2 separate regions of the Homo sapiens genome follow, and region 2 is linked to region 1. Evidence: chromatin loops called from intact Hi-C (ENCODE). Cell type or tissue: A673. All regions are shown on one strand. Each heading gives the region's core, and the rest is flanking DNA. Links, peaks and the distances in the headings are about the cores only. Region 1 has its middle 360 kb from the start of ZIC3. Region 2 holds the start of LINC02931 (long intergenic non-protein coding RNA 2931).

Region 1 (11,489 bases), core at 1,103-9,102:
AAGAGAAAGAGCAAACCTATCTCCCCAGCTGTGGCTAGAAAGCCTGCCCATTAGAGGTCCTTTTGCACTTCACAGGCAGGAGTATATTCTACAAGCAAAGCCATCCCACAGGTGCAGAACTGGAGCACAATTGATTTCCTTTGTGGAACTAGCCACAGAGAAATCCTTCATGTATGCTCCCAGACTCGGTGGCAGTTTCAAGTTGATGTGAAGTGCAGATACATAGCATAGAAGTGTTACTGTTGGAACATTTTGGAATTTCAAAGCATCACCTGATGGGAGAAGGTGTAGAAAGCAAGCACTAACCCTCCTGCCAGAGAAAACAGGGGTTAAAGAAGGGAAGCAGTTTTTCACATGGTGGAAAGCAGAGTCACTTTTTTTTATTACACTGTATTGAAATTTTCCTCTTTAATGCCTCTATATTCCAGGAATTGATCTTTCTTGTTCCTCTTTAGCAGAGTGACTGCCACATAGTATATGCTGATGAGATATTGTGGCTGAATGAATGAAAAATTGAACCTAAATCAACCTTAGAGTCTCTGCCAACCGAGTCATATTGTCAATATTTGTTGCTAACAAATATGAAATTCCAGTTCCAATTCCTGTCTTTGTGCTTGGTACCTGTGATACAATCAGGCTATGTCTATGTAGTGCTGCTGGAGCAGTTGGTTTTGTGGAACTTTCCGGGAAATGGAAAGAAGTCAACAGTCTCAAATGATTGGTTTGAGTGGTATGTTTTCCTGCTCAGTTGCTGAATCTTTTGTCTGAATTGACAAAGTAAACAAATAAACAAAAACCAAATTAATCAAAAAGCACATTGATGTCGCTAGATGCAATTACATCCATGTCCTGACCTGTGGCCATCGGCATAAAACCTGAGACACTGAAGAGTGGGATAAAAGTTTGTATATACAACCATTCCTTTTCGTCACCTTAGGGTTTGAGGTGGGGTGGAGATGGCCAGATCAGTTGTTTGATGTCATGAATTGAAAATACTCAACTGATTGAGTCAATTTTTAGTATTTATATAATCAGGGCTCTTGTATAATCAGTGTCCACTTTTTCCGTAAAGTATCAGGCTCTTTGTCACTTCTCAAATACCCCCTTTTTAAAGACTGCAAATATTGGATACCTTAAGTCATCTCTGTTTGAAGATTTCCCCACCTAAACCTCTCCAGCCATTCTCTGCACCTCCCCCTACCTTGGCAGCTGCATGTCTTTCAAAGACTTCCTTTCCAATCAAGACTGAAATACATGTTCAATTTTTGAGTAACCAAATATGGGACTGTCTGTATCAGCAAGCGATATTTTTGCCAGTCAGTCCTGATTTGACGAATTGAAGGTTTCCATAGACTTCCCCAGGTGCCAACTGCTTAAGCTAAACAATGACACCAAATGAAACTGCCTATCAAACAAAGGCACATCAGGAGGAGAAACAAAATGACACTGATGTTATTAAGGCTGCCTCCGCTGAGGAGCTATAAGCAAGGCAGAGTCTTCATATTGCACAAGCCAGCTAAAACAAAGAAAGATAGAGCTAACACAAAGAAAAATAGGAGAAAACACACAAAGAGGACCTAAGATAATACCTATAGAAGAAAATTTAAATTGCAGATGGATTTGTCATTTCTCGTCCTTCATATATAGAAGGAGGCTATTTCTGTATATCTCCTGTTTGGCGTGTAATCTTTAGTAACAAACATGTAGTTTTAAGCACTATGTTAATAAACAAATAAAATGCATAATATTGTCAGGTCTAATAGAATGTTTCCATGAGTTAAAAGTTTAACTACCCCATGGTAGCATAACTATAAGTGAACTTATTTTCCAATGAGTGGAGAAAAAGTGATTTTATAACAACAACTTCCACATCCACTCCCTATTTATAACACAATTCTGTCCATCACCAGCAGCCTGATATTACAGAGAGCAAAAACACTTAACGGACTTGCTCTTATTACATGATGCATACCATCTAATGCTGGGGGAAAGAAAACTAAGACAGCAGTTGGAAAGCAATTTATTTTATTTATTCTCACCACTGCATTTTTTGGACCTGTAATGTATTCCACCCATCAGAAAGCTTTATCTCAGCTGGAAAACATGAATTCTTATTTTGGTATTCAAAATTCCAACTCTTTGTGAAATTCTAAGTGCCTTTAAAAAATTGAAATGCTCCCGGGTGACATGTATTATTATAGGTAAAATACATAGTTACATTCATATTTTAAAAGAGTGTACATTTAAAACTCACATCCTTAAAAAATAAACGATTAAAAAGCAAAATAAAACACACCTTGTCAAGAGCATAATTGAAAATGAGAACTTTCCTTCATTGGTTTGATTTCAGCTTGCTTATCAGGTTTTATGCTTACTGTGTATCAAAAAAAAATGTACTCTTGTGCCACATATCCAAAGAGAGAATGATATCACTACAAAATATTTAAACTGTTTTCTTTACTGCCAGCTATCATTGTATCAGGATGCTGCTGAGCTTCTTGGGAGTTGTAGTTTTCAGTTCTGGTTAACTAGTAGGTATAAGAATGCTTGCGTCAGTATTTACAAGAAGAGGATACATTTTGGAATTCTCACAAGTAAAGAAATGAAATAAAAGTATGAAGGAAAGGCCACTAAATGATCTATTTTCTACTGCTTGCATGTAGTATTTTTTATTCCTTTCATTTTTGATCATGTAACTGTGACAATATAGGGCAATTCAAAAATAATTGGACACTTGCATGAATATTTACTCAGTAACTAGGTGCTATATGAAATTGTAGAATGTACCTAATTATAGAGTTACCTTTACAAGTAGCTAACCATTGGAGAAGTTTTGGCTTCCTGTTCGTATATAACCTCGTTACTGAATAATAAATGTTTGAATGTTCTATTGTGTTTGACTACCCTATAATTATTTGTTGTGGAAAGTGTGCATGGATGTCTTTCAATTAAAATATATGCTGCAAAATAGCAAAAATCATTTTAAGTTCTCGTGAAAACTGTCCCAAGTCATCCATCAACAGAGATGTATTATTTTTATTTTAAATGCATAGTCTTCTTCCTTTTTTTTTTTTTTTTTTTGAGATGGATTCTCACTCTGTCACCCATGCTGGAGTGCAGTGGCGCCATCTCTGCTCACTGCAACCTCCGCCTCCTGGGTTCAAGTGATTCTCCTTCCTCAGCCTCCCGAGTAGCTGGGACTACAGGCACGCATCACCACGCCCAGCTAATTTTTGTATTTTTAGTAAAGACAGGGTTTCACCATATTGGTCAGGCCAGTCTTGAACTCCTGACCTCGTGATCCACCTGCCTTGACCTCCCAAAGTGCTGGGATTACAGGTGTGAGCCACTGCGCCCAGCCATAAATGCGAAGCTAGTCAAGCATGGTTGTAGTGGGAGACCATATTTTTAAAATAAATTTTGATCTCACTAAATCAGCTCCTGTACTATGGCAAGAAAGTGAGAAATAGATATATGTACTTGAAACCAGGAAGTGAAATTTGATATTTAAAGTCAATACATAGATAGACACATAAAAAACATACTTAGATACAGAGAGAGAGAGAGAAAGAGAGAAAATACACTCACTACCAGGGACTGGACACATAGACTGGATTAGATCCGGGTTGTTAAAGAGCCTCCAAAAACGACTCTGACTGGGTCTATACAAGCTTACCAAATTGTCCATTTTGACTAAATTGACCAATCAATTTAATGAAATAGCCACTTAACTCCCCCCACCTCAATTTGACAAAAACCACCTGTTAAGGAACTTGGAGACAGTCTTATTTTCCTGATCTTTCCAAACAACAATTCCCTCTACTGCTCTGCTCACCTGTCTCCTCCAAGCAACACTTTACTGGTTCAATTGTTTTCTCAATTGTGATTGGAGTTAGGAAATAACTATTTGTTCCCCAGGACACAAATTTTCCTGGGATTGAGGGAGTTACAGTAATCAACTGAGCTGATGGCTGCCCTGGGCAGAACCATTTAAAGGCTACCCAGGAGCAGGTTAAACTCCTGAGTGCTCTAAGAATCCTGCTTAAATCAAAAAATCCGTGAACTGCTGGTTTGGCATTCAGTTCACCATTTCATAGCCTGTACTTTGCTTCTCAGGTAGTGATCTGAAATACTTATTCAGCTACAATTTCTCTTGAGGCTAGCCAATAAACTGAGCAGGTCAGGCCAAATCACAATTCTTCAACGAACGGCCACCCGATGAAAAGACTCTGTTTACTATTTAGACTTAGATGCCCTGATTTCGAAATGTATAATGAGAAAGGAAACATAATTGTGCATTTTTAATTGAAATGTGTTCTTTCCATTTTAATTCTTATTATGGTTCTCTACAAGAGACAATAAATTTATTGTCTTCCAAGAGAACATGCAAGAAGGGTCTAGAAGGCTCACTTGCTTTTTTCCCTGGGCATGAGATACCCACCATCTTCCACAAGATGGCAGGCAGTTTTCATTTTACTGTTGGTGATCAACAGGAAATTGCTCCACTCTCAAATGACAGCAACCCCAGGTAGCTAGGGTGACATTTGCTTTACATTATGATACACACTAATTAATCATTAGTGATCCCAGAAGTAAGTCTGCTAAAAATTCTTTGCTATGGCTTTTCACAGCAGGGGCTTTCAATATTGATACTTTTACATGCACATATGTTCAGCCAGTATATGTTATAGCCATGGCTTTAAGCTTTCAGGTTATTTTAATTAATATTGCCTAAATTAATATTCACCTCTTATTTGGAAGGGGAAATGGTAAGGCTAGTGAAATAAATACAGAAAGAAAAAGCAGTGAACAAAACTCTGAAAAGCTAAAGGCAACTTTGCCAAGTTTTCAGCTTGAAGCACCTTTGTCTTCTGGCATTTGTTGTCATTGTCAACTTTTTCCCAGGCCCAGCTCAAAATCTCTGGGGCAAAAATCCTTTAAAGATTTGGGTTGGCAACACCACTGCACACTTAACTTGCATGCTATGGTCTCGAAACACATCGTCTCATGAAGGATTTACTCCCTCTCATCAACTAACAGGAAATGTTCACATTGCCTTTCAACATGAATTCAATTTCACAGCAAGAAGCCTCGTTATTATAAGCAATTCCACCAGGCATGAGCCACAACCCAAGCTACAGACGATGAGCACAGATGTTCTTCTTACTTAAGAAGAGCCTTTCAAAAAGGCTCATCAACCCACCTGAACAGCCACAGCCAGCCCAGTTTTCTCCACCACATGAAGCTAGACCAAGACAAAGATCACCTGCCTGGATGTACCACACCCAATTCCACTCTTAAGCAGTTTAAGTTCACACCTTAGTTCCAGTTATAACTGGTTAGTTCTCTACTTGGTTCAGCTCCACTCACCCCTAGGCCTTGGTAACACATCTCTTGTAAAGTTTCTATTACCCCTTCATTAAAATTTAGTTTTCTTCTGATAGGGACACTTCCTTCATAACCACTTTAGCAGTGTTTTTTGAACTTTAATGTGTAGATGTGTCACCTGCAAATCTTGATAAAATGCAGATTCTGATTCAGCGCGTCAGAGGTTTAACCTGAGATTCTGTATTTCTAATGAGCTCCCAGATGATACTGGGTGCTGTTGGTTTACAAGCTGCACTTGAGTTAGCAAAGCTCTAAAGTTCCTTCATTCATCCACACTCTATATATCCTGGGGTAAAAAGACTGGCAAGCGTTTCCAGACTCCCCATTCCAGACTCTTCTAGGCTTCTTTTCATCAATAACTCCTCCTCTTTTGAAGCCTTCATTATTTGACTGATAAACTTTTCAGAGTCATCTTCAGATCTCTCTCCCAGGCTTTCCACTGCATTCACTAAACATTCTGAAATCCAGATTACCATCTTCTTTCCACCAGATCCCCTTACCTCCTGAATAACTTCAACCTTCATGTAGATAACTCATTCATGACACTGGCCTTGATCCCCTTTATTCCAATGACCTTCATCTGTATTCTACCTTACCAATCATCTTAGTGGCCACATCATGACCTTATTGTCACCTGAAACTGTTCTTACTCTAAATTCTTAAACCTCAAAATTTCCCTCCCTTACTTCAGTCTGCAAGAGACTCCAAGCTCTCTTTTTCCTCAGTCCCACTAAACATATGCTCCCACCCCCATTGGACATCGGACCTTCCCGCCCTTGTATACCTCCCTATTCTTGCCACCAGATGCTTTCACCTCTATTTCTACCCATTCAGGAGACCATGGTTAATCACTTCTAAACTCAATAATAATACATTTTCTCTAATGTCATCTTTTTCTGAGACTACTGTGCTAAACTCAATCCTGGGTGCGCCCATAGTTATTGTTTTACTCCTCCCCATCTATAAAGATCTTAGTGAGCACACACACACAGACAACTCATCCTTCTGAGTGGCCCCACTATATACTCACATATCGACCTTCAGCTGGGCCTGCAACACTGCTGCTCAATGCTCTTATTTGTTTCCTGACAAATGCTTTTCTGACCCTTTCTATGCTTCTCAAACTGTCGTATTATAAAACATAAATGTCCTCAGTTCCCATTCCTTCCCACCACAAAGTCTTTCCATATCTTCATCCAATCTGTTTTCCTTTTCTCCTGTTATATCTTCATTTCAAAATTAATCCCAACAATTTTATTAGCCTTAGAGTATAAATCTCTGTTATGCTCTTCATTCTACCTTGATGCATCAATTTTCCATTTTCTTAAATTGTAACACTTTTCTTTCCCATTGGGTCCTTTCTCTCAGCCAACACATACTCTCATGTTTCCCTCACTAATCATCAGCCCTCAACCAAAAATGCTCTTCATAATGTTACTTCTTATTCACTCTAGGTACAATCTCAACCTTACTTTTTATTTTATAAACATTAAAAATAATTCCCTTATTCATTATTGCTACTTTGTAAATCATCCATTCTCTTATTAATTCCCTGTAAGTGTGTATCCTAATATAAAGTCAATGTCACACTTAGGAGCTGCCTTTGCAACTCCACCAAATAGCCTCTTAGTTTTCAATCTCAATAGCCTCATAGATGCCCTCAATGTATTTCACCCCTTGGCAACATTTGACACCGATGCTCAGTCTCTGACAGAAACATTTTCCTCCAATCACCCTGGTTCTCTCAGCCTTCCTATTTCACTTTTTATTTCTTCTGCTGATTAATCACTGTTATATCTCTATCAAATTCTTAATGTCAATGCTCCAACGAGTTTGCCCTTACCCTTCTCTCTGGATTTTACCCTTCTATCTCTTTCTTTCTGGGCTATCATTGGCATTCCCTTGATACCAGTTTTCTTCATAACGCTTATTATGTTCTAACTTATATTTTACTTATTTATTATGTTTATTGGTGTCTACCCCCTCCCTACTTCATCCCTGCAAGAATGTCAGCCCCATGAAAGCAGAGAATTTTGTCTGTACACTCACGTACATTAAGCATCTGGATTAATACTTGGAACATAGTAAGTGTTCAATAAATTTTGCGGAATAAAGGAACTATCAGCTATGAAATAATCAGTGCCATATCTAGATCTCTACACTTAATCCTTCTCTTGAATACACACATCCTTATGGTTATTTTACCAACACTTCAAACTTAATATGGCCCAAACCAAAGTCATTATATCTGCCTGTGCCAAACTTGCTCTTCCTGCAATTGTTCCTAGCTCAGAAGAAAGTTTGAAGTCATTTTGACTCCTTTATCTTTTTTCACCATGCAGAGCCAATCAGTCATCAAGCCCTGTGGATTTAAACATCTCCAATGGCTTGCATGCCTATGCCCCTTCAATTTTCATCCTCACATCCACAGCCACAGTCCCATTTCTCCTCTTGCCTGCAATCTTAAAATATCCTCCTAAAATTACTTTCCTCCTGCCACCAGTTTCTCACTATCATCTATCCTACACAATCTTACCTGACTTATTGTCCCCCAAAAAACAAGTCTGATAACATCACCTCTCTCTTGAAAAGTCTACAAATAATGTTCATTTTCTATAGGCCCAAATCTGAATTTCTTGGCCTGACCTTAAATTTCCTCTATCGTCTATCACCTTTGAATCTCTTTTTAGGCTTCATCTACATATTTTTTCACAGTCCCTATGCTCTAGACATTTCTAATCTGGATGCTTACATGCCCAATGAAGAGAAAAGATTCTAAGAGAACACAGATTAGAAGAATGGTGACTTGTTTAAACAAAATATGACAAGACTCACTGGATGAATGGAATGACTTAAAACTAACTTTGGCAAGGAATTGAGATCTGAAGAAGACAAGACAAAACTCTGATAAAACCCTACTTCTCTGCCCAATGGCCTAGATGGGGTTCTCAACGTGAGACCCATGGGCTATCTGCATCAGAATTTTCTAGGGGTGAACCATGGTATCTTTATTTACAACATACTTCCCAGGAGATTCACTCACATCTTCAAGGTTGAGAACAATTGACTTAGGGAGCAATATCCATATTTTTCATTTTTGAAGGGCATGAGAAAAAAATCTGTGTCCTCGTACCCCTAAGTAGATGGAAAAGACACTGGACTGGGAGTCAGAAAAGTTAGTTTCTTTTCTTAGCTTTGTTCCTTACTTGCCTATGTGCTTGGGCAAGTCACTTACCACCACATGCAAATGCAGAGACTGGTGGAAATGACCTCTCAGGACCCTTGTCATCATAGGAATTGTTGTTTCCATGGGCCTCATCAACTCACATCCTGGAATTTTATGCCACCACAGTGAATTTCATGCCATCACCCTGATCAACAACTATGAGTTAAGAAATGACTGAGAAAGTGACTCAAATATCCCTTTCTCAGGGACACCTTCATTGTTGACTATACCTAAAAGAACAAGCCCTTGGTCAATGCTTGTTATTCCCCTGGCCGAATTTATTTTTTGCCACTGCAGTTAACACTGACTTATTATGTGTTTCACTCCATTATCTTGCTTACTGTCTATCTTCCTCCACTGCACTGTGCACTGTATCATGGCAGGGGTTGTGCCTATTTTGTTTGTTCATGGCTATGTCATCTGAACCTTTAACAAAGCCTGGCATATAACAAATTATAGCTTCAAAGCCCTCCTCCTTTTCTTGGTTCTCACTCCTTATCTTGTCCCTTTAATCTGTCTCTCTCTTTCTTTCCCTACTCCCTCTCTCTCCTGGCTTTCTCTCCCTTTCTCTGTCCTGTACTCTGACCTTTTTATACCCCTTAAAGCTGTGACAAGGAAGATGGGATAAGGTGAACAGGTTGATAATAGAGGATAAGTCATGCCCATTTTCAGTCTCTCAGTTTATACAGTTAAATCCCAGATTAAGGAAAATTTTCTCCTTAGAACTTTGAGAGGTTCTTCTAGACCTGAGAAGATGTTTAGCAGAGTTTGATTGTTTATTAGGGATACGCTGACCTCTGAAGTTTAGGGGATAATGCTTATGATCTCTGTAAGGAGAGCACCACTAATCCACTTACATCATTAACAAGCAAGCAAACAACAGTAACAAAAAATCAATTCAAACAAAATAGCAGACAATGGTTCCAAGACATGGATTTCATTAAATTTTGGCATGAAGTTATGCAGACTACATTTTGCCTTTCTGCAAGAGGAACTCGAACTCATTCACAGGGTCTTCTGGAGGCAAAATTATGGAGCAGAGCATATTTGTCTCTGGCTCCTCCCTATGAGCATCTTTTTCATTCCTTTATCTCACAGTAACTCACTCAAGTATTCTATCCTCCAGCTCCCCACTCAGATGGCATGAATCATCTTGCCCTAGTGAGCAGAAGCCCTTCAGAGCCCAAGCTTCCACCCAGCTCAGTAGACCAGGGAACCTTGGCCACTATGCCAATAGGAATGATAAAACATATTTTTGTCAACTGGGGCTTTCTAAAAGGAAGATAATGCTCCCTCCTTTGCTAATAGCCTATTGGTGTGTTGGTGATGTTAAGGATAGAGATTTTGAACATGAGAATGGAAAAAGAAATGTCTTAGAGTAAATCCGTTTTTCATATCCTCTAATGCGGCTATTGAAGCAGCTGCCCACTCTTACATGAATAAGATGGAAACATCTCTACAAGTCTTGGAGTCAAATTTAGTACACAAAAACTGTGATGCCATTTAGCCAGAAAGATACATTCAGCAAACTTGTGTGAGCCAGTAGAAGAGTGCTAGGTCATAAGAGGATGCTCAGTAAATATGTGCTAAATGAAAACACAAAGCTAGGTCTTATGGAAGGCTGAACCTTTTATGCAAATATTAACTGGTACAGTGAGCATAAAATAAGTGTTAAGGATTTGGTTTCAAACTATAGAAAGGGCAAAGGGAAAGAAACAGCCTCCAAAGTAGAGATTTATATTTTCATTTAAAACAAACTAAACACTATCCTTTTTTCTCTGTTGGAACACAAGATTATCCTTTCCTCTCTGTTGGACGACAAGCAAGTTTCAGGTGTCTCATGATCTGACCAAAGCTATATTTGAGGCTTAGTGTAACCAGTGAGCAACTTGGCCTCTCTGCCTCCCAGGAGATGCTCCTTTTAAGAACTTGGCAGCAAGAAATTGCCTTTAAAGGGAAAACCTTGTGGCCAGTTTTTACTCTGTCAATTGAGGATTTAGCCTTTGACTCTTTGTTTAACTTCTGTTTTGGACAGGACTGTGGACCAGGACACTAAAAGATGGAGAGGGCAAACTTATAACCCTGTATTCACAAAGATTGATGAAGAAAAGATCCAATATGAATCTTAAGGATACTTGAAAGTTCTGGTCCCTCTGTTTCCCTCTCTCCTACCCAATCAGGCTAGTTGCAAGTCAATTTAACAATTAAGTATGAAGTGACAACTTGGTGTCAGGCACTTTGTTAAATGCTGTTCTTGCCATTGATCTGTCCATCCATCCATCCAACAAATATTAACTGAGTACCTACTATATCAATGCAATATGTTAGGTGCTAGATAACGTAAGCATGGTCTCTAGGTTTCATGTACATTACAATCAAATGGGGGGACAATTTTTCTGCTGAAAAAATTTGATTAAATATCATCAAAATAACAATATTATATGTTGAGGATTTACTATGTAACTTGCACAGATCCAGATACCATGTATGTGTTATCTATTTTAATTCTCACAGCAACCTAGCAGGTGGGTCTTACTATCCTCATTTTACAGATAAAGAAAATGAGGCTCAGAGAGGTAAAGTAACTTGTTCAAGATCACAGAGATATTAACTTGCATTTAAACACATGGCTAAATGATTCCAAAGCGTATGCTCTTTCCAAAACATCCTATTGTCTCTAGAGAGGCAGCTAAAAGAGCAATCAGAATTTTTTTTATCTAAACAAGCCAGATCTCTTTTCCTTCATGTTGACTTTTGCTCAGAGACTTCTGTTGATGATATGAAATGTCTGGGCACATACATATTTACCCCAAAGAACATTTTCTATGAACTTTCAAGAAAATCAATTGTGGAATTATATACTCTGCCTTGTTGA
Region 2 (11,489 bases), core at 2,401-10,400, 360 kb after region 1:
CCTGGAACTCCAAATAAAAATAGTTTGACAAAAGTATCAGTCATTTAATTAGGAGATGTGCCAATCAAGTGTAAAAAAAAGCGGAAGTAACCGAAAGTTAGTTTTCATTAGCATTTGTATGGTTGCCTTCCACGAATGTGTGCCGAGAGCTAAGTCGCTTGTAAGCAATATGCTCTCAACACATTCGGAGTCCCTTCACGGTAACCCAGAAAGGGAGACAAAAAGAGGCGGCGCCAGTTTGTTCCTGGGCGCGAGAAGGTCCCAATTAGTTCCTGAGACCGCAGAGCAGTCTGCCCGGGAAGTTAGAACTCGGCAAAGGCGCCACGGGACGGGGAGGGCTAGGGGTGGATGGTCACTGACAGCGCTTCTTTTTCGAGCGGCCGTTGCGGGGCGTCGCCCCTTTCCCTGGCCGCCACCTCTCTCCCTCGCGCTCTAAGTCCGCTGCGTGACGGGGTATCGCCAGTGGAACCCACGCCCGCCTGCTTTTTTCCCTTACCTGTGTGGGTCCTCTTGTGGATCTTGAGGTTCTCAGAACGGGCAAAGATCTTCCCGCAGCCCGGGAAGGGGCATGGGAAGGGCTTCTCGCCCGTGTGCACTCGGATGTGGTTGACCAGTTTGTACTTCGCCTTGAAAGACTTGCCCTCCCGGGGGCACTCCTCCCAGTAGCAGACGTGGTTGTTCTGCTCCGGGCCCCCCACATGCTCCATGGTGACATGTGTCACCAGCTCATGCATGGTGCTGAAGGTCCGGTCGCAGCTCTTCTTGGGCCGGCTCAGCTGAGCCTCGTCGATCCACTTGCACGACAGCTCCTGCTTGATAGGCTGCCGCATATAACGGAAGAAGGCGCCGGGCCCGTGGTGGGCCGCCACGTTCACTCCCATGTTCATGTTCATGGGGCTGTAGTTAGGAAACTGAGCGCCGGCCGCGTAGGGGTCCGTGCGCGGGCTGGCCACTGGGCGGTATGGGTCAGCACGGCCGAACAGCTCCCCACGCAGCCCCAGGTGGACCTGGTTGTTGTCCACGTGCCCTGTGGGCGACGGGTGCCCAGCGCCCTGCTCATGCAGCCCGGGAAACAGCAAGTAGCTAGGGGGCTCGGGGATGCCAGCTGGAGCATGCAGGCTGCTCGCCGAGCCGGCGAAGAGCCCGTGCTGCCCGCCACCCGAGGCCGCCTCACTGAGCCCGGAGCTGCGCTGGCGGAACAGAAACTCGCGCGTTGAGTTGAAGGCGGCAGAGGCAGCGCCACCGTAGCTGGGCACCTGGCTGGTGTGGTGATGATGGTGATGGTGGTGGTGATGGTGGCCCAGGGCGTTGGCGTAGCCCGAACCCTGCGGCGTGAAAGCCGAGCTCTGGCCTGAAGATAGATCGTGCGCCGCGGCAGGGCTCAGCTTGAAGGCAGCGGCGGCGGCGGCGGCGGCGGCGGCGTGGGTTGAGTCCCCGAAGGGATTCAGCCCCATGCCTGCCGGCTCACGGTTGGGCATCTCGTGGTGGCGCGGCGCGCCGAAGCTGCCCACTCCCAGCCCAGGGAACTGCGGGCCTCCGTCCAGGAGCATCGTCATGGGTGGGACGTTCTGGGCACAGGCGATCCGGCCGAAGTGAGAGAGGGTACCGGCGAAGGAGGAGATCTCCGAAGTGCCGTAGTCGGAAAGGGGTGGCGGCGGTTGGACACTGCGGGGAGACCCCCAAGGCGCTACCAGGGGCTGCAACTTTCCGTCACTGCAAGAGTCTCCTGCAGAGGGATAGGAGGGAGGAGGGGAAGAAAGAGCAGGGAGGGGGTGTTGGCGGGGGGAGGAGGAGGGAGGAGAAGGGAGGAGAAAAGACTCGGACTAGATCTGGTTTAACAAACTAACAGGCGCGCACAAAGAAAAATAAGCAAAATAGTAAGTGGAGGGCGGAGTTTGCCAATCCTGTCCCGGGCACCCCTCCTCTCCCCGAGTGCACAGAACCGCGGGGCCAGGAGGCTCCCTGGGTACCGGCCTCCGGGCTGGGCTGCGCCAAGTGGCGGAGCCGGCTAGCGGCCGGGCAGGCGGGCAGCGGGCAGTAGGCAGGCTCGTTACTCGCCGCTTGCCGCTCGCCGCGCGAGTCCCAGCCTCTTCGCCTCCAGAGTAATGTCCTTGGACTGATAAAGTCAATCACTCACTCCTCGCACATAAACCGAGCGGGAGGCCGCGAGGCGCGCGCCAATGGGGAGCCAGCTGGCCCGCGGTCACCTGACCTCCGGCCGGACTGCCCATTGGCCGCCGCGAGGCTGATTGGCAGCGCGGAGCGGAGAACATGGCAGCCGCGGCCGAGCGACCCCCGCTGATTGGGCAGCCGCCGGGTGCCTGGCAGGTGAGGCGGCGGCTGCCGGGCGGCCGCGAGTGGGCTCCACCGGGCTTGAGTGGCTGCGGGGAACTGGGGCCAGGCTCCAGCCGGCAAACGGCGGGACGCCGCCGGGACTCTCGCGGGCTTTCCCCCACCCCTCGCGGGCTCTTTGCCCCGCGAGGATCGGTCCCACTGCTGCGCCGATGGAGGAGACGCGGCGCTCAACGTCCAGTCCTGCTTGGGCCCCCGCTGCCTCACCACCTTGAGAACATGTCCCCTCTGTAGCTGCAGGGCGCAGATCCTGGGGAGAGCGCAGCAGTTTCGCGCTCCCGGTCCAGCCGCTGCGTCCACCTCCAATCACTGCGAGTTCTGATGGCCTCGAGGCCGGGACCCAGGCCGGGATAGTTCGCCGTTTGTGCCCCCAACCTGTCGGCAGCTGTCCGAGACCCAAAGGAGAAGAAACGATTACAATTAGAGCTGATCTCCGTTACTTCCGTCTGCGCCAAGCGTTGACCCTTTAGTTTGTGAGCAGCGGCCGTACTCGCCGCTGCCCACTTCCCGAATTACACACCGGGCACGACACAGCAAACATATACAACGCAGTAAACCCAAGCACACAGTAGGAAACAAGCACACAACACAGTAAACACAAGCGCACCACAGGAAACAAACACGACATATGAAATACGCACACAACACAACAAAGTAAGCACATACAACACAGTAACATAAACTACGCACAACACAGCAAACACAGAAACACAACTAAACACAACAGAGCAAATACACATAACAGCGAGCATACCCACAAATACAAAACATGCAAAGAACACTTTTAGCCAGTGTACGCAAAACATGCACACAACACACTAAACACATAATAAACACACTAGACACACACAGTATCAGGGTGGTTTCCAAATCACTAGGCTAATCAGCTTTGAATTCTCAACATTTTCAAATGCAAAAGTCGTGTTGGGGGTTGCTGATGCTGAATGGGGACTGTGACATGGAATTTTCTTTCCTCTGAACAGCCAAGGCTTTACTCTCTTCTACTCCTACCCGGAGAAGGTAAAGCATGTAGTGACCTCAGGGACTGCTTACCCCTTAAGGATTTACTTCCAGGGGTGTGTGTGAAAGTCCTCTCGCCTTCTGTCTGTTGCAAGGTCTTTCTGACATAATGACCAGGTTCAGACAAGGCTATAAATTCACTCATTTTTGTGTCCTGCAAGGCATTTGCAAAGAATGCAGAAGAGAGTGGAAAGAAAAGGCAGAGAGAAAGATGGCTGTGATTGTCACATCCCTAGCTGGGCCAAGCCCCAAAGTCTGCGCCTTGAGGCAGCCTCACAGCCTGGCCGCCATCTCTCTGTAGGAAATAGAACATCTGATCAAGTTCAGAGGCGCCAGGAGAGACCGCCTTAAGCAGCGCTTTATAACTGCAGCCTTTCACTTCCTGCTCCCCAGTCTGCCTGGCCCAGCCAACACTTCACCTTCTTTCTTAGCCAGTTTGCTGGGAGAACACCCTACCGGTAGCACATCTTACCGTATTCACCCCCTCCCATCAAACTCGCCCCAATTCTCTCTCCACATCCAGAGCTCTCTCCCCAGGTTGGAAGGTGAGTTCACTGCTGACTTAAATTATTGCGTCTGCCGAACATAGGCTCTCCAAGAATGGTTTCAGTGCCTCTCAGCAGAGGGTTTCTTTGGGGGGGTAGGGGGGCGCTGGTGTGTTCAGAGAACAAATATGCTTAAATCATGCAAATGAATCCCCTGGAGTCAGGTTTACAAAAAAGGAGGATTGCCTTTCTTCCCCCCCCCCCCCCCGCCCCACCTTTCTTTTCACTTTCTCCTTTATTTCCTCTCTTCCCTCTACCTCTCTTCACCTCCCACCAACCCCAACCGCCCTTGGCTAAGTAGTTGGTTTGAAAAAGTTTGGATTTCCTCACTGAGCTGGTCCCGCGGACAGCGGTTCTCGAGACTAGGGGACCGGGAAGGGGCGGCTGTCGAGCTCTGGCCGGGCCAGCGCTGATGCGAGAGTTTCCGGGGAGTCCCGCCAGGTACCCCGAGAATCGAGGGCCTTGCGCGATTGCAACTGGGTGAAGGGCTCAGAAGGGGGGCAGCCGAGGGAGCTCATCATGCCCCTATTTGGGAAGGGGTCTTGAGCTCAAGGCAGGGGGAAGTTGCCGCCGCTGACCTACCCGGTGCCCAGTGTCCGTTTTGATACGGCCACATTCCGATAATTAATTGCCTCCAGCACGTGCTCTGTAGTCCCTGGAACAAAAAGGCATAATTCAATTAGATCATCAACCGAGAAGTGGGGAGGTGGGGGCCGGGGGGGTGGATGCTTGTTAAGGGGGCAGACCTGAGGCGATTCAGCCAGGCCAAAATCCCGGGCAATGGAGCCCTTCACGGGACAGCCGGGCCCATCCTGAGAGTGCGGTTCTGAGGGGGTGTCGTTGTTCTGTGGGACGCAGGGGTCCCAGATGCGCGCAAAAGGACGAGGCTGGGGGCTTTGTGAACAGCAGGTCAGAGGCAGGCCATTTCTAAGTCGGTTTCAGTTGGTTTGAGTGGGAGTTTCCTTATTTGGGGAGGGGGACCCCTGACCCTTAAAAGAGGGTAGAAAGCAAAATCCCTCCAGATAAAGCTAGTTACTGCACATGAAAACAAAGTCCCCACCCCCAACAAAGCAAATCACTGCTGTTGGGGGGGAAAAATCGCGAAGTTTTTCTTATGACTTAGAGCTTCTCTCCTCCCCAAACTTGATTTTCAAGAGGAGACTCTGGGAACAACTTCGGGGAACAGGGCGCTTTGGGGAGCTGAGTCTGAGAACAGAGTGGTGGCAGAAGAGGGAAAGCTAAGAGGAGAAAAGTTTTTCCTACACACAGGCAGAGGTGAGGGGATGGAGACAACTCTCGTGTTTTCGTTTTTCAGGTGGAGACAGGAGTCACAGCTCTAGTCAGGGAGGACAACTCGAACCCAGGGGTCGTGGTTCTATAGCTGAGGCTCCCTCAGCAGCTTTGGCTTACTAGGGTTTACATGTGTAGTAGGCAACGTAAATTAACCAATAAATCTCTTTTATGTGTCCCCAAGTTGTATGTGGTCGGGTCTAAATATCCACATGTTTGTATGGATAGGAAATATAATGGGATCCTTTCCCTCACACTGAGTTCAAACGGTAAATAGGAAAAAGATTTATTTTTATGCCCAAATCTAAAGCAGTAAATAAAATCAGAAAAACTGATCACTTCTAAACCAGCAAAGCTTTTGAGCCCGATTTTTAGAATCCATCTTGAAGAAGCAGTAGGGAAACAGAACGTCCTGAGGGGCAGTAGGGTAGGACCGGGTTCTTCCTACAACCCAGAGCCCAACTCCACAGCACTTTTCTCTTCCGTCGAACCTCCGAAAAACAGAACATACACAGCACATTGTGTTATCATGCAGCATTTCTTTCTAAACACATTTTATGTGGTGGACATGAAATTATCCTGATTCGGTGACCTAGTAATTTTCTTTAAGTTCAAGGGAAACGCTGCGGTCTTTTCTTCTGTTTTGTATTTAGAAAAGACTTGCAATCTAACACTCGCAACATTTTAAAGGCCCTTTAAACCCAGCAAGCGGATTTCCGTTCTGCCAAGGCTTCCTGATTTATTTCAATAAATGAATCTTTGAATCCAGGAAGGGAATTATTCCAGGACGCTGAATTTGGTGCCCCTGTCTCTCCCTAGTGGAGCACAAAGTGTTTCTCATTGCAACATGTCCTTGAAACTCACCATTATTCGCCTTTTTTCCTGGTAAATGACACTTTCTTTACATAAATCCCCACCCTCTCTTCAGAGTCCCAGATCTTTTTAAAAGAAAAACTGCAAGTGGCAATAAAAAATGAAGGGGGAAGAAAGCTGGGAAAAGAATGCATTTTTAACTTCTCTTTATTTTTATGCTAAGATAAAGCACTTAATTGGCATCAGGGGCCAAGCTGAACTATCGATCTCCAGGACATGCTGACACACTTGCCAACCAAGTGTGTCTGCAGGTTGGTGAGCGTAAAATCACACAGCTCCAGATTTTATTGGCCACATCAGAATTTTCACTATGGTCCTATCATTTGACACATATTTTATAAGCCCTAAATACCTTTAAAATTCAATCGAGAATAAACAGATATTGTTAATTAACCCCCCCCCTTTTTTTTTTGCCTTTGTCCTCTGAAATACAAGGCATATTGTTACCCAATGTAATGAAATGCAAACCAGACAGGAATGAGACATTTTCATTGTACTTGTCAATCAGGGCTGTGCAGACAGATATATATACTTGAACTTCAGAGACATAGGCTGAAGTAAATAGGGCTGAACTTGAAGGAGGCAGGCAGGGACTTGAACTAGAACTATCAGAATCCAGTTTGGAATTATAAAGGGAGTCCCTGAAATATAGAAAATGCAGTGAACCACCCCACCCAAGTGGTAGGCAGTGGTCCTCAGGCAAATCTGAGTGAAAGGCTTATGACGAGCTGTGGCCTGCTAGGTTCTGCTGCCATGGAATACCTTTACCGCTCTGGGGGTGACTAGGTGTTAGCCCCCAGCTGCACTAGCAGTGGCTCCAGGTGCCAGGAGAGCAAGACACATTGAAAGAGGACTTCTTCCTTCCTTCTAGATCAGAACACCTTGTAGGTGGGGAGTGCCCAGGCAAGAGAAGAGGGGGATGCAGGCAGAGGCTGAGATACACAGTGACACATTTGATTTATGTTTACAGGTCCTTCCCCAGACACCTGAAGAGATGGGGGAAGGAGAATCAATTTGGAGAGCCAAGTTTGCCTGACATTTTGGAGCACACATTTACCCAGGACCCCAAGTTCCTTGTAGCTGCTAAATGCTGTACTAGTTCTAAAATGTAAATTAGCTTCAAGGCAAGTGGAGAGAAGCCTTAGACTATTCTGAGATATTTGTTCATTCATTTCTTTGCTTTGAGAAAGAATCCTCCCAACGTGATGGGAAAGATATCTCTGGGCCACATTATGGCTTCTGGCAGCAACTCTCATCCTTAGTGCCTAGATCTGGAGCCCCCACCAACCCTTTGTCCCCAAGTTACATTTCCTTAGTCCAGGCCTATTCCACCATTTCATCTTCTTTCTCCCTTCCTCGCTGAGGGGCAGAGGCCGCCTTTCTTTTGCCCAAGCTGAGAGGGAGAATTCCTGATCCCTAGGAAAAATGCTGTCTCCACTCCCAAGGAACTTTGTGTAGTTTAGGAATTGCATTTTGTAAAATCAAATTGCCTGTTGCAATTTGCACTTGGTTTGTGGTTATTCATCTAGTTATTTCCTAGTGAGGGGGTGGGAGGAAAGGGCTTTGACATTAAAACAAAGCATAGGGCCTCCCTTTCCTCCCTTTTTTCTTTCCCCACCAACAAGATAGAGTGGGAGTGAATTAGACTAACTGCTGGTTTGGACGTGAATGGCAGACTATGGTCTGCAAACTGGAGGCCAAATCTGGCCCATAGCCTGTTGTATTTGTATGGCCCCAGGAGCCAAGAATGGTTTTATTTTATTTTATTTTTAAAACATCTTTAAAGGGTTAGAGAGCAGAAGTAGAAAAAGAAGGACAAAAAAGGGGGGGAATTTATGCTACAGATACTGAATGTGGTTTGAAAACCCTAAAATAATATTTTATATCTGGCCCTTTACAGAAAAAGTTTGCCGACCCCTGGACTAGGGGTTGGACTGTAGTGTCAGCAGAGGCTAGGTATTCTTGACCAGTAGATTTTATCCACCATCACCCTCCTAGATTTCCAGCTTCATTTTGCATATGGCTTGATTTTTTTTCCCCCAGCCCCACATCTCAGTTATTTTTGGGGATACTTTTGGCTTTGGAGAAAGGGAAAAAGTAGTCAAGGGAGGAGGAGTCTCAGGAGAAAGAAGGGATGAGAAGAGAGGAAAAAGAGTTGTGAATATCTCAATCAGTGACTAGGTGACCTCTGACCCTGAGGGTGGTTTTATTGTCTTTCTTCTTTGGCTAGAGATACACAGTTTATTGACCCTTTCTGCGTGACTGAGCCCTCAGGGGCAACGACAGCTCCAAACCAAGCCAGGCATGTGAGGCCAGGAAGCCTGAGGGAAGTGACCCCAATTCCCTAGGCCTGAGGGGGTTGGAGGGACAGAGAGATGGACTCCCTCCCAACTCAACTGCCCCTCCTCAGTGAGGGCCTAGCGTTCACCCAGCTCCTCTTCTTGCCCAGAAACGCTACCCTCCCTTTCTTCCCAGGACAAATGCCATCAGCTGGTAGACTTGGGCAAAACATTTATGCTCCTTCTCTGCACTCTTCCCCTTTAAACTATAAAGATATGTTATTATAAAGATTCCAGGGTGGGCCAGGCATGGTGGCTCACGCCTGTAATCCCAGCACATTGGGAGGCCTAGGTGAGTGGATCACTTGAGGTCAGGAGTTCAAGACCAGCCTGGCCAACATGGTGAAACCGCATCTCTACCAAAATACAAAAATTAGCTGGGTGTGGTGGCAGGCACCTGTAATCCCAGCTATCAGGAGGCTGAGGCAGGAGAATCACTTGAACCCAGGAGGCGGAGGTTGCAGTGAGCTGAGATGGCGCCACTACACTCCAGCCTGGGCGACAGAGCAAGACTCCCTCTAAAATAAAAAAAGATTCCAGGGTGCTCCCAACAACCCAGCTTACTAACTACTACCTTAGCTCATCCCCTTAGGTATGTCTCCCCTCTCCTTCATCTTTCCTTCCACTCCGGCCCTATCAGGAATTTCTCTATAAGGCTGCATAATCCTCAACCCTTGCCCCTCAGACTCAGCTTTGGTAGATTACACTTCACCTTTTGAACCTGGTCCAGACTGGCAAACAATTCTTTCAGACCCAAATAGCCACTCACACAAGTAATGTTGCCAAATTTAGCACATCAAAAACTCAGGACGCTCAGTTACATTTGAATTTCAAATAAACGATTTTTTCTTAGTTTAAGTATGTCCCAGTTATTGCCTGGGAGATACTTATACTAAAATATTCTTTATTGGCAATTCAGATTTTATAGGACATTATGTATCTTATATGGCACTCCTACTTTCAGGAGTATGGTCTAGCCAGGCTAAATTGTCACACCCAATGGAGCTCTCACCAAAGTGTAGCCTGACTTTGTGCCACTTGCCAAAGTGTTTTCCAAAAGCTCCATTTGTGGGAAAGTCAACTTGGGGACAGGGTGGCCCTGAAGGCCCAAGAAAAGCCCCTGGTGAAATTTCTGTTCTGGCTCAGCGGGCCTGTCCTTTCTCATCAAGAGGCCCAGGAGCTACCCTGGCTAGATTGTTACCACAGGACTGGCAGCGGGGCGCTGTTCCCAAACAGTGACTAATTGTGCCTGCTCCTGTCCTAGCCCCTGAAGGAAAGCCCCTTGTGCTACTCACCATGAGTAGCACAGCAGACATTGAGTACTGCACACATTGAGTACTAGCGTGCTAGGGACCTTAAGATCCCACGCACTGCAGGCCTCAAAGTCCCATTCATTGACCTGATCCTCCTGCCACCCCTGCAGGACCTGAGATGGGTGTTTGCCTTGCATATTCTTTCCTATTTTGCTCAGGTTGTGTGAGCCTGAGGCCCCCTTCCCTTTGCTCTCTAGGGTTCAAGTTTCACCAAGCCTAAAAAATCCTCCTCGCCTTGCCGTCCCTTGGTCCTTCTTTCTCTCATTTTAATGGGTCTGTCTTCAAGAACAGAGGAGCCTGATTTCAGCAAGAATGCCCCTATGGGCCCTTGAGGGCTATAAACAGGTGGAATCCTCAGAGCCAGAGTCTGTGGTCCCTCTGCTTAGCCCTGCCCTCCCAACCTGGATGCACAAACTTCAGTCCACACTGGGCTGTGCAGAGGCCCCTCTCGAGCCATCCAGGGCTAAAGGTCAAGTTTTCCTGAGGACCAAGGACAGAGTGAAGCAGGTTTTATCAGCAGACATCCGTTCTCCTCTTCCCCTGTTCCCCACCCTCATCACACATTCCTCCATGGAAGTTCTTATCTATCTACCTATTAAATGAAAGAGGAAAAACACATGGCCTACAGTGTCCTTTTCCTCACTCCTATCAGTACAAGTTCCAAAAGCTGAACCTGTCAGCAGCTCAGTGGCCTCAAAAACATTCCAGGAGACCCCTCTCCCCATCACTGAAATACTCCTTTCCCACTTTAGAAAAGCTCATTAGTTCTTACCTCTTAACTCTTTCTCCTTTTTAAGGTGGTTTTAGGCTCTAAGTTTGTTTGGAGGCAAGGGAGCCTCCACTGCCTACTTAAGCAAACTGAAGTTTTGGGTAGTTTTGGTAGCCCATAACCACTAGTTGTAGTGCACATCTGTACACACTTGCCTGTTTTCCTGAGTTTCTTTCTTTCTTTCTTTCTTTTATTTATTTATTTATTTTTTTTGAGACAGAGTTTCGCTCTTGTCGCCCAGGCTGGAGCGCAATGGCACAATCTTGGCTCACTGCAACCTCCGCCTCCTGGGTTGAAGCGATTCTCCTGCCTCAGCCTCCTAAGTTGCTGGGAATATAGGCGCCCACCACCACACCCAGCTAATTTTTGTATTTTTAGTAGAGATGAGGTTTCACTGTGTTGGCCAGGCTGGTCTCCAACTCCTAGCCTCAGGTGATCGACCCGCCTCGGCATCCCAAAGTGCTGGGATTACAGGCGTGAGCCACCGCGCCCAGCTCCTGAGTTTCTAATATGTCCCTGGGTATGGAAGGGGGCCCATTTTCTTTTCTTTTCTTTTCTTTGTTTTTATTTTGTTTGTTTGTTTTGTTGTGTGTGTGTGTGTGTGTGTGTGTTTTAAGGATGGAGTTTTGCTCTTGTCACCCAGGCTGGAATGCAGTGGTGCTATCTCAACTCACTGCAACCTCCGCCTCCCAGGTTCAAGTGATTCTCCTGCCTTAGCCTCCGGAGTAGCTGGGATTACAGGCGTCTGCCACCACACCTGGCTATTTTTTATTTTTTATTTTTTTTGTATTTTTAGTAGAGACGGGGTTTCACCACGTTTGCCAGGCTGGTCTCAAACTCCTGACCTCAGGTGATCTGCCTGCCTTGGCCTCCCAGCGTGCTGGGATTACAGGCGTGAGCCACTGTGCCTGGCAGAAGGGGACCCATTTTCTTAATACACACACTTAAAAGCTCTAGCTCCCACATGATATCTTGTTTTTGTGATTCT

What was found. Peaks named below come from ENCODE experiments on the same cell type or tissue, not always from the same donor. Only the 100,000 strongest peaks of a DNase experiment are listed, where the experiment ranks them.
Region 2: a loop joins it to region 1, with 4 times the contacts of the local background. A loop is called at or near these places in 1 of 110 quality-filtered maps.

What each region holds. Positions count from the first base shown.
Region 1 is chrX:137,919,262-137,930,750 of GRCh38, reverse strand. No RefSeq gene overlaps it. Among named protein-coding and RNA genes, the nearest start is that of ZIC3, 360 kb to the right of the region's middle. RefSeq lists an enhancer at 1-314. In A673, for the core only: CTCF peaks have their summits at 4,236 and 4,437 (motif pointing right); a DNase peak (open chromatin) is centred at 4,480.
Region 2 is chrX:137,556,759-137,568,247 of GRCh38, reverse strand. It overlaps LINC02931 (long intergenic non-protein coding RNA 2931), which reads left to right and starts at 3,764. Exons shown (of 3, transcript NR_186571.1): 1 at 3,764-3,917; 2 at 7,051-7,204. It overlaps ZIC3 (Zic family zinc finger 3), which reads right to left and starts at 2,121. Exons shown (of 3, transcript NM_003413.4): 1 at 497-2,121. The coding sequence starts at 1,556. RefSeq lists an enhancer at 1,135-1,720. In A673, for the core only: a CTCF peak has its summit at 5,987; a DNase peak (open chromatin) is centred at 5,967; H3K4me3 peaks cover 521 bases; H3K27ac peaks cover 2,657 bases.